Regions from separate parts of the Homo sapiens genome. Here region 1 is linked to region 2. Evidence: read pairs that join two places in POLR2A ChIA-PET (ENCODE). Cell type or tissue: OCI-LY7. All regions are shown on one strand. Region 1 overlaps TGM6 (transglutaminase 6). Region 2 holds the start of LOC124904860 (a long non-coding RNA gene).

Evidence for each region. ChIA-PET counts read pairs that join two places held together with the same protein. Peaks named below come from ENCODE experiments on the same cell type or tissue, not always from the same donor. Only the 100,000 strongest peaks of a DNase experiment are listed, where the experiment ranks them.
Region 1: POLR2A ChIA-PET joins it to region 2 with 12 read pairs; 3 of 35 experiments call an interaction of 5 or more read pairs at or near these places.

What each region holds. Positions count from the first base shown.
Region 1 is chr20:2,396,554-2,401,553 of GRCh38, reverse strand. TGM6 (transglutaminase 6) reads right to left here. Exons shown (of 13, transcript NM_198994.3): 4 at 4,930-5,000; 5 at 3,508-3,636; 6 at 1,816-1,993; 7 at 1,110-1,248. Among named protein-coding and RNA genes, the nearest start is that of TGM6, 18 kb to the right of the region's middle. In OCI-LY7, a CTCF peak has its summit at 3,779; no DNase peak of the experiment used is centred here.
Region 2 is chr20:2,222,846-2,227,845 of GRCh38, reverse strand. LOC124904860 (a long non-coding RNA gene) reads right to left here and starts at 2,663. Exons shown (of 2, transcript XR_007067501.1): 1 at 2,267-2,663. In OCI-LY7, no CTCF peak of the experiment used is centred here; no DNase peak of the experiment used is centred here.

The DNA of each region.
Region 1 (5,000 bases), 170 kb before region 2:
TACTTAAAACATTATGGAAAATAAGGAAAACTCTGTGTATTTACGTGGAATTGTTAAATGTTCCAGCAAGAACAGTATCACATAAAGCTGCCAATACTGTTTAAGCAGGGAAAAGGCGGGGAGGCACTGTAGGTATGTATGTGCTCGTGTCTGCAGAGCATCTCTCTGACAGGAGATGTAGCAGACAGTGATAGTGTTGCCTCCAGGAGGAGGATGGGGAGGCTGGGGAACTGGGCGGGAGGGAGACATCACTGCAACCCATTTTGTACCTTTCAAATATTAAACCACATGAATGTTTTTCCTATTTCAGAAAATTAAGTAAGTTAGAATGAATTTTTTTTTTTTTGAGACGAAGTCTCACTCTGTCACCCAGGCTGGAGCGCAGTGGCATGATCTTGGCTCACAGAGGCAACCTCTGCCTTCCAGGTTCAAGCGATTCTCCTGCCTCAGCCTCCAGAGTAGCTGGGACTACAGGCGCCTGCCACGATGCTTGGCTAATTTTTGTGTTTTTAGTAGGGATGGGGTTTCACTATGTTGACCAGGGTGGAGTGTAATGGTGTGATCTCAGCTCGCTGCAACCTCTGCCTCCTGGGTTCAAGCAATTCTCCTGCCTTAGCCTCCTGAGTAGCTGGGATTACAGGTGTGAGCCACCGTGCCTGGCCTGGAATGAATTTTTTAAAGCTTTATGTGAAGAATTTTGTTTTAGCTAAGGAAGGAGTCTGTTTCCCACCTGAGACACACAACACGGAGAACCGCAGCTGATACGGAAGCAGGAGCCTGATCCAGAGGTACCTGTGCAGAAGGAGTTCCCACCCCACCCCACCCCAGGAAGCCACAGATTCCCAGACAGAGTAGAACCGGGCGTTCAAGGCAATCAAATCTTGAGGCCCCTCCTGACCTCTGAGTCTACATCTCTTGACCTCAGACCTTACATCTTGGAAGAGGCACCACTATCCGCAGGGCGCCTCTCACTCCCTCCAGAGCCGGCTCAGATTCAGGAGAGCTGGGCTCTGGGCCTGCCGCTCCCTGGTGGTGTTATGGAAGATGAGGCCTTGCTCCACCTGCTGGGCTTCCAGAGCCCTCGGGCCTAGGCTGGGGGCAGGACCCACCACATGCTGTCTTCTGTCAGGTCCTCCAGGGTCCGCCCGAAGGAGTCCACGTATTTGTCCACACTCAGGTTCTGGTCTGTGTCGTGGGCTGAGTTGAAGTTGGACACGACCCGTGTGGCTATCCCCAAGCACCTGAGGACTGCAGAGCAGAGAGGCTCGGAGCAGGCGGGACCCTGGCCCCTGAGAGAGGGGCCTGGCTTCCACAGCAGGCGCCCTGGCTCATTTGTGGCCAAAGCCCTCTGCCACCCCATCTTTGTCTGTGTGTCTAGTTCATCAGGTTGTGGGGCTGAGACTCCCATCTCCACTCTCAGAAATGCCACCATCTCCTGCACGTTCTCTCAAGGACTTCAGGATATGCTGTTGCCACCTCATGTAAGTAGACAGGCTTTGAGGCTGGCAGGAACTTGGAAGCCACCTAATAGAGCCCTCATCTTCCTGAGGGGACTGGAGGCCAAGGGAGCCGCAGGGCTCGCCCAAGGCACTCAATGAATGAGAGACAGAGGGAGCTAGGACTCCTTCAAGATAAAAGATCAGATATGAAGGAAATAAATTCTCTGGCTTCTCTCTTCATCAGCCAGACTTCGTTCTCCCTGTCAATGAATCCATCAATGAAGATGGGTTGCAGCATATGCAAATATATGTAAATACATTTAGATAGAGGAAGCTGGGGGCACAGGTACCCTGGGGCCCTTCTCTCCCAGGGTACCTGTGCACAGGACTCCGGCGAAGACCCAGCACTGGCCGTACTTGACTGGCTTGTACCTGCCCTTGAGCCACTTCTGCAGAATGGCCACGCTGCCGCGCCAGTGCAGCGGGCTGGTGCCGCCGCCGTACTTGCCCTGCCACTGTCCTTGCACCACACCTCGGTCGTTGTTGCTGTTCACCTGGGCAGAGGAGGGCACGGGTCCACAACCAGGCAGGGCTTCCTACCTCAAGAACCGCATCGTGGTCAAATCCTGTCCAACTTTGGACCACCAGGTCCATCGGGGTCACTCTTGCTTTTTAACTGTCTGAAAATTAGGGGCATCTGTTGCCTTAAAATACCTACTTCCTGGTAGCACTTGTCATTTTCAATTATCTTCCATTTGGATACTGTGTTGTAAAAATCATTACAACTTTAGAGCATTTCCTATGTTAAATGATCTGTTTTGGGGGACTGTTGGCATAATCATTATAGGGACAGCTAACATTTATTAAATGCTCATTGTGTGCCAGACACCACTATGCCAAGAATTTTGTGCACACTATATTAACCTGTTGAAGTTTACAATGTAGGTTTCATTATTCTTTTTTTTTTTTTTTTTCAGATGCAAAAACTGAGCTTCAGAAGCATTCAGGGACCTGCCCAAATCACACAGCAAGTTAGTCCAAGTGGTGATCCATGAGTCTAGGACTTGGACTTGGGAGCCTTGAGTTCAGGACTTTCACTGTCCTCAGGGCTGTGATGCTCTGCTGTTTGGGATTGTCACTCATGTTAATTCTCTGTGCTCCAACTGCTCTCTGAGGTCTTGAGGAATTGAGAGTATCAAATAGGAGAAATATAGCTTTGTGCAATTTTGGAATCTCAGATACCCACCCACTGACCTTAATACCTGCATGTGGTAGAGGGAGGTGGTGGGCCCTGCAGACACCTTTTGGGAGGAAACACCATAGCCTGAGGCCTGTGATAGGTTAAAGTTGTCATGCCTCCCACGGAGAGGTGGGTCTATGTCCCACTCAAGAAGAGGGTTCCTCTTGAGTCTGGGCTGGCCTGTGACTAATTTGACCACTGACTATGGTGGAATTGATGTTGTGCCAGTTTCCAGGCCTAGACCTTATAAGACTGGGAGCTTCCACTTCCTCTTTCTTGGAAGAATTGCTTGGGGCAGGGAGGTGGGGGTGGGGAGCCATTGCTATGCATGAAACTGCCATATTGTGGGGAAGCCCAAGCTAGCCACATGGAAAGGTTGTGTAGAAAGAGTGATGACTGGTGGGTCCCAGCTGCTCCAGCCACCCCAGCCCAGAACCTGACATGAGGGTGGGGAAGCCATCCTGGACATTCCAGTTCCAGGAGACATGACATGGATGGCAACCTAGGAACTGCCAACCACCAGAACCAAAGCCCCAGACAGAGGTCCTGTTAAACCATCCCAGACATATGCAGTCATTAAGATATCCCCAGAAGAAGCATCTTGGAGTGGAACCAAACCATTCTCATGGTGCCCTGCCCAAATTCCTAGTCTAAAAAACAGTAAGCATAATAAAGGGTTGTTTTACACCACTGAGTTTTGGGGTGGTTGGTTCTGCAACAACAGCGAATTAAAACAAGGGGTGATGGGAAGAATCACAGGTTGTGGCCCCGGGGTTGGCTGGGGGATCCTTGAGGAAGTACATGTGCAGGGATGGAGGGGCTTCTCACCATGGCACTGATGACCCTGGTGACGTAGATGGGGTTGTGGCGGCAGGACACGTCGGTGGCTGGGTTGTTTTGGTGACCGGGGCTTCGATCCAGGATGGAGAGGCAGATGTTCAGGATGTCCTCCTCAAACTGCTCCCCAGAGAGGCTGTGCTTAGAGGCTGCGTTCAGTCACCCATATTCCAGGCCCTCCCACAGCCCTCACCCGGTCAGTCACCCCATCTGTGCAGGGCAGTTTGCTGCCCCCTCCAACCACCAGGGGCATCACAGAGCACCCCCTAGTCTTGGAAACCCTTCCTCAAAGAGTCACCTGGGGAATCAGAACCTCAGCCTTAATCATGTCTCTCCCCTGCTCAACAATCTCCTGTGGCTCCTGACTACCCACAATAAAGTCTGAGCTAAAATCGGAGGCTCTCGAGCCACATCCACCTCGCTGATATGCTCATTTGGTCTACATGATGTTTTCAAACACATTTGAATTAGTTAACAACATTTAAAAATTGGGGAATTTTTGCATACACATTTAGGTTTCTGGTCTCTGATAATTTGGAAGGTCTGGCAACAAAAAGTGGGTGCTGAGTAGTGGCTACCCCTTAGGTGGACCCTAAACTCTTCACTATAACTTCCCTGCCCAGCACCCGAATCCCAAAGCCTTTAAACCCCTGGCCTGCAGGGCAGTGCGTGACTCCTCAGCCTGACAGTCAAGTCCAGTCTTTCTTCCACCGGGGACCTGGAGCTCAGGCAGACAGAATTCCTCTAGCAGACTCAAGACTCCCTACTTCCCACGTCCGTGCGGCTCTGCCTGCTCTTCCCTCTGCCTGGGCAGATCCTGCCTCACTGTAGAGACCCAACTACAATATCACGTAAGCCTCCACAATGGCCGAAGTGGAGGTTCCTTTCACCCTCTTCTGGACTCCCTTTGCTTCCATCCCTATCATTCTGACTTTTTCCTTCCCCTATTGCACCTGGTATTGGAACTACTTATCTAAGCCAGTGGCTGTTAAAGTGTGGTCTTAGGCCAGCAGCATCAGCATCACCTGGGAACTGGTTAGAAACGCACATTCTCAGGCCCTGCCCAAGACCTACTCAGTCGGCAGCTCTGGGGGTGGGGTCCAGCACGCCATCCCTCCTGGGATTCTGATGTACGCTCGTGTTTGAAAACCACTGATCAGAGCTATTCATTTTTCCACAACCATACTGACCTGTTCTGTGTCCAAACCTTGTCCAAAGCACCTCCCCTTCCCCAGGACCCAGTGCAGGCCCTGGCCCAGTGAATAGTAGATGAATGAATGAATGAGTGGGTTTTCTCTAGGAGTGAGCCCCCCTTGTCCCTCCTGAGAAGAGTGAGCAGACAGAGGGACTCCAGTCCCACCGACCTCCCCATGCCCCAGCCCACATCCTTGTCTGGCCTGTGCCCCTGGAGACCTGCCCGTAGTTCCAGCCCTGGGCTCGTATGTGCTTCTCCACGCCTCGGAAGATGATGCCGCTGTCGCTGA
Region 2 (5,000 bases):
AAAAATAAAAAGGCCAGGTATGGTGGCTCACCCCTGTAATCCCAGCACTTTGGGAGGCCAAGGCAGGCAGATCACTTGAGGTCAGGAGTTCAAGACCAGCCTGGCCAACATGGCAAAACCTCGTCTCTACTAAAAATACAAAAATTAGCCAGGCATGGTGGCGCATACCTGTAATCCCAGCTCCTTGGGAAGCTGAGGCAGGAGAATTGCTTGAACCTGGGAGGCAGAGGTTGCAGTGAGCCAAGATCACACCACTGCATTCCAGCCTGGGTGACAGAGCGAGATTCCACCTCAAAATAAATAAATAAATAAATAAATAAGCAGTACAAGATCTTATCTTGATGACAAAGACCAAAGATCAAAAGACAGTTTGTATAACTTCAAGCCCTAGGCTAGTAGCAGCATGAAACTGGTCATACGTGCTGTAAGGAAGGCACTCTAAGAAAATCCAAACCTTCTAAAACAGATAAAAGTGGATCATCTAAAAAGATGCTTCAATACCACCTTGCCTAGGCTGCTATAAATTAATTATTCTGCAAACCAATCTGGATTGTTCAGGAATAATATTTATAAGTTAAAAGCTAAATCTGTATCCGGTGCTATTTAGCAATCACACCAGGTAAAGGTGTTATTGGCCCATTGTGCCTACTTCACGCCCTGTGAACAACCCATAGGTCATTCTAATCCCTGCCTAGGAGTTGTTTATAGGATCTGATTTAGCACTCTGCCTGTAACATGGCAGCTAAAATCAGCTTAGCCATCTGTCTCAAATGTTCTCAGTTCACCTCTTCCTATGAGTAAGTAGCAAAAGTAAAAAATGGTGTTCCTATATTCAGTAATAACCAACTGAAAAAATATAATAAATAAGGCCCTACTGACAATGGCAACAAAGAATACCAAATGCATGAGACCTACATACGGGAACTATAAAATTTTACTGAAGGACATAAAACAGAAGGCCTGAATAAAAGGAACGATATTCCATGTTCTATGGGAAATTTGGTACTGAAAAGAAATCAATCTTCTCCAAACTATCCCAAAGGTTCAATGTAATTCCAGTGAAAATTCTAGTGGAAAAATGAGTGTGCGAGAGTGTTGTGTGTGTGAGCGTGTGTGGGCATGCATGCACACGCATGTAGACAAGCATGTTTGCAGGGGTTGAGGGCACAATTTGGACAAATTAATTCTCCAGTTTTCTTGAATGAGACTATAGCCAAGGGTTTTTTGGAAAACAAAAACAGTGAGAATGAAATGAAGAAAGATCTTCTACAGAATTAGAGGAACAGAATAGAGACCAGAAATAGGCCCTTGTATTTATGAGAAATTTGTAAATGGTATTGGGGTAACTAGCTAGCATAAGAGGCCATGGCCTGGCCTGCTACTGAAGAGGCCCCAAGCTGGAAATCTTTATTGCATGGAAAGCCCTTATATTAAATTGAAAAGCTCTAGGCTTATAGCACAGGTAAAAATCTGTTAACAAGGATCCAGACATCAAGACATCTAGAAATCAAGTGTAGATCACAGGGCGGTTATGGAATAGTGACACTGTCATGTGAGGCAGAGCTGGAAACTATTGTATTAATGATATGACTCCCCATAATCCTGGGTTTGAAAGCAGGGGAGATACAGCAGACTCCTCTAATTCAGTCCTGGCTGTCTAAGCTCTGCCATCTCGGTGAGAATGAGCAATATGTGGGCCTTAGGGAGCTGTGACATCTTCCCTTTAAGGAGCTAAGTAAGTGCTTGCCACCACTAACTACATGTTAAGTGTCTTAATTCTGCAGACTCAGAAACTAACAGGGGTGCCCAGGTGTGGTGGCTTACACCTGTAATCCCAGTACTTTGGGAGGCTGACGAGGGAGGATTGCTTGAGCCCAGGAGTTCAAGACTAGTGTGAGAACCATAGTGAGACCCTGTCTTTAAAAGATAAATAAATAAAAATAAATATTTAATGAACTAACAGAGGTCTTGGCCTCCCATACCTCTCCATTGGGAAAAGTGAAAAATTAAACCTCTCTCTCACTCTATTTTTTTAAATATATTTTTTTCTGTAATTAGAGTTAAATATGAACTCTCCCTCACTCTAGACACAAAAATTAATTCCAAATAAATTAACCTTCTGATGCGACAATTCAACTTACAGGAATTTCATCTACTGAACACTCATAAAAAGTGGATCAAAATATGTAAAATAATATTTACTACAGTAATATTTCTGTTGGCCAAAAGAGTAGAAAATAATAGTTAATCTATGTTGAGGACTTACTGTGGCTTTGATTGAAGCTCTTTACACAGAGTCCCTCACTTGATCTTCACAATAGCGCTATGAAATAGGCGGTATTGTTATTTCCATGTTATAGGCAGAGAACCAGTGGTGGAGAGAGGTAATGATACTATCCAAGGTCATGCGTCTGGGTTTGCACTCCGAATATCTGGCTCCAAATCTCACTCTCTTAACTAGTACTCTTCACTGCCTCAATCCAAATGTCCATTCTTCATTCATTTATTCAAAAAACGTTAACTGAGCGCTGCCACGCTCTAGTCATTGGGATAAGCACTGGAGACACTGTGCACAAAACTAGGTATGGTCGGGTGCAATGGCTGACGCCTGTAATCCCAGCACTTTGAGAGGTTGAGGCGAGTGGATCACCTGAGGTCAGGAGTTCAAGACCAGCCTGGACGACATGGTGAAACCCCATCTGTAATAAAAACGCAAAAATTAGCCGGGTATGGTAGCTTACACCTGTAGTCCCAGCTACTGAGGGACTGAGGCTGAGAAAGGCAGGGGAATCGCTTGAACCCAGGAGGCAGAGGTTGCAGTGAGCCGAGATCATACTACTGCACTCCAGCCTGACAGCGAGACTCTGTCTCAAAAAAAAAAAAAAAAAAAAGTAGATATAGTCCCTCCTGTCATTGAGCTTACAGTCTTATGGGAGAACAAGACATACAACAATGTATACTTATAAACTGTGATGAGTGCAAGGAAGAAGGATATACAGTGCTTTCCTTTGAGACTATTTAATAGGTCACATGATGAAATGCAGGGTTTGGGGAACATTTCCCTGAAGATGCCACATCAGAGCTGAGATCTGATGGGGGAGTAGGTATGTGTATGTGTGTGAGAGCTTGAAATGTATTAGTGAAGGGAACAACTTGTATAATGACCCTGTGGCAGGAGGAAATGTGGTATAATCACTTACACCAGTCACCACAAGCACAATTTTAGGGCCCTGGCTTATAAGAAACCTATGCATGCCATCCTTTTTGCAACCTCCAAGCCAGAGGGTACTAGAGCTTGGAAGGGTGAAGGGTTACAGCAATTTGGGCCATGCCTCTAGGGGATGGGAGAGAAGGAGTTGATACGTTCCAGTTGCTGGGCTAGGACTTAGCATTCTTTGCGTGCAAACAGCACTTTGAGTAATACACATCTGCAGGATGGAATGAGTCTGTTCTCGTTTAGAGGGAGATCACTGTAGACCAGGCCTTCGGACATGTTCCCCTCCAGAAAGGAGAGACAAAGACAGATGGAAACAAATAAATGACCAGAGACAGAACTCAGTTCCAAAGATACACCATGGTAACAGTGGGAGGTCCTGGCTACTTCCAAAAGTCAGACAAAATCACACATCCACCTGCCCTCCACTGGAAAACAAGCTTCCCCAGACTCAATTCCCTGTTCAATCCATAAACACTTGGTAGGAACAAAGCACAGGATTGCATGCTGCAGGCAACAGAAAGAAATACTGTATGTACTTCTATATCTCATAGTGTTACCAGAAAGCAGTCTTGATCCAGACCCCAAGAGAGGGTTCTTGGACCTCGTGCAAGAGAGAATTCGGGGCCAGTCCATAGAGTAAAGTGAAGGCAAGTTTATTAAGAAAGTGAAGGAATAAACAATGGCTACTCCATACGCAGGGCAGCAGCGTGGGCTGCTCGACTGCTTATAGTTATTTATGGATCATATGCAAAACAAAGGGTGGATTATTCATGAATTTTCCAGGAAAGGGGTGGGCAATTCCCAGAACTGAGGGCTCCTCCCCCTTTTTAGACCATATAGGATAACTTCCTGATGTTGCCATAGCATTTGTAAACTATCATGGTGCAGGTGGGCGTGTCTTTTAGCATGCTAATGCATTATAATTAGCATAGAACGGAGAATAAGAATGACTGGAGGTCACTTTTGTGGCCATCTTGGTTTCAGTGGGTTTTGGCTGGCTTTTTTACTGCAACTTGTTGTATCAGCAAGGTCTTTGTCACCTGTATCTTGTGCCAACCTCCTATCTCATTCCGTGATTTAGAATGCCTAACTTCCTGGGAATGCGGCTCAATAGGGCTCAACCTTATTTTACCCAGCCCCGATTCAAGATGGAGTCATTCTGGTTCAAATGCCTCTGACAATAGGGCCTCAAATTATTTTTGAATAACGAGCAGTATAAATAAATAAACATAACAGGAAAAACAAGGCATACACACATAAAAAGGTCAAATTCTGCATAAAATACATTGTGAACACACCATATTAAAACAAACCAACCAAAATGCCATAAATAATAAAACGACTGGAAAGAAATATTTCTTAAAAGGTATAAATTATGTTTTGCCTCTCAAATGTGGAATTATATAGGGCTTTTTACTTTTTATTTTTTTTGAGATGAAGTCTTGCTTTGTTGCCCCCGCTGGAGTGCAATGGCATAATCTTGGCTCACTGCAGCCTCTCTGCTTCCCAGGTTCAAACGATTATCCTGTCTCAGCCTCCTAAGTAGCTGGGATTACAGGCGTGTACCACCACACCCAGCTAATTTTTGTGTTTTTAGTAGAGACAGGGTTTCACTATGTTGGCCAGGCTGGTCTCAAACTCCTGACCTCAGGTGATCCACCTGCCTTGGCCTCCCAAAGTGATGGGATTACAGGCGTAAGCCCCCACACCCAACCTATAGGGCTTTTTAAAGCTACATTTTTATATTTCCCGAAATTCTAAAATAAGCACAGACTTCATTTTT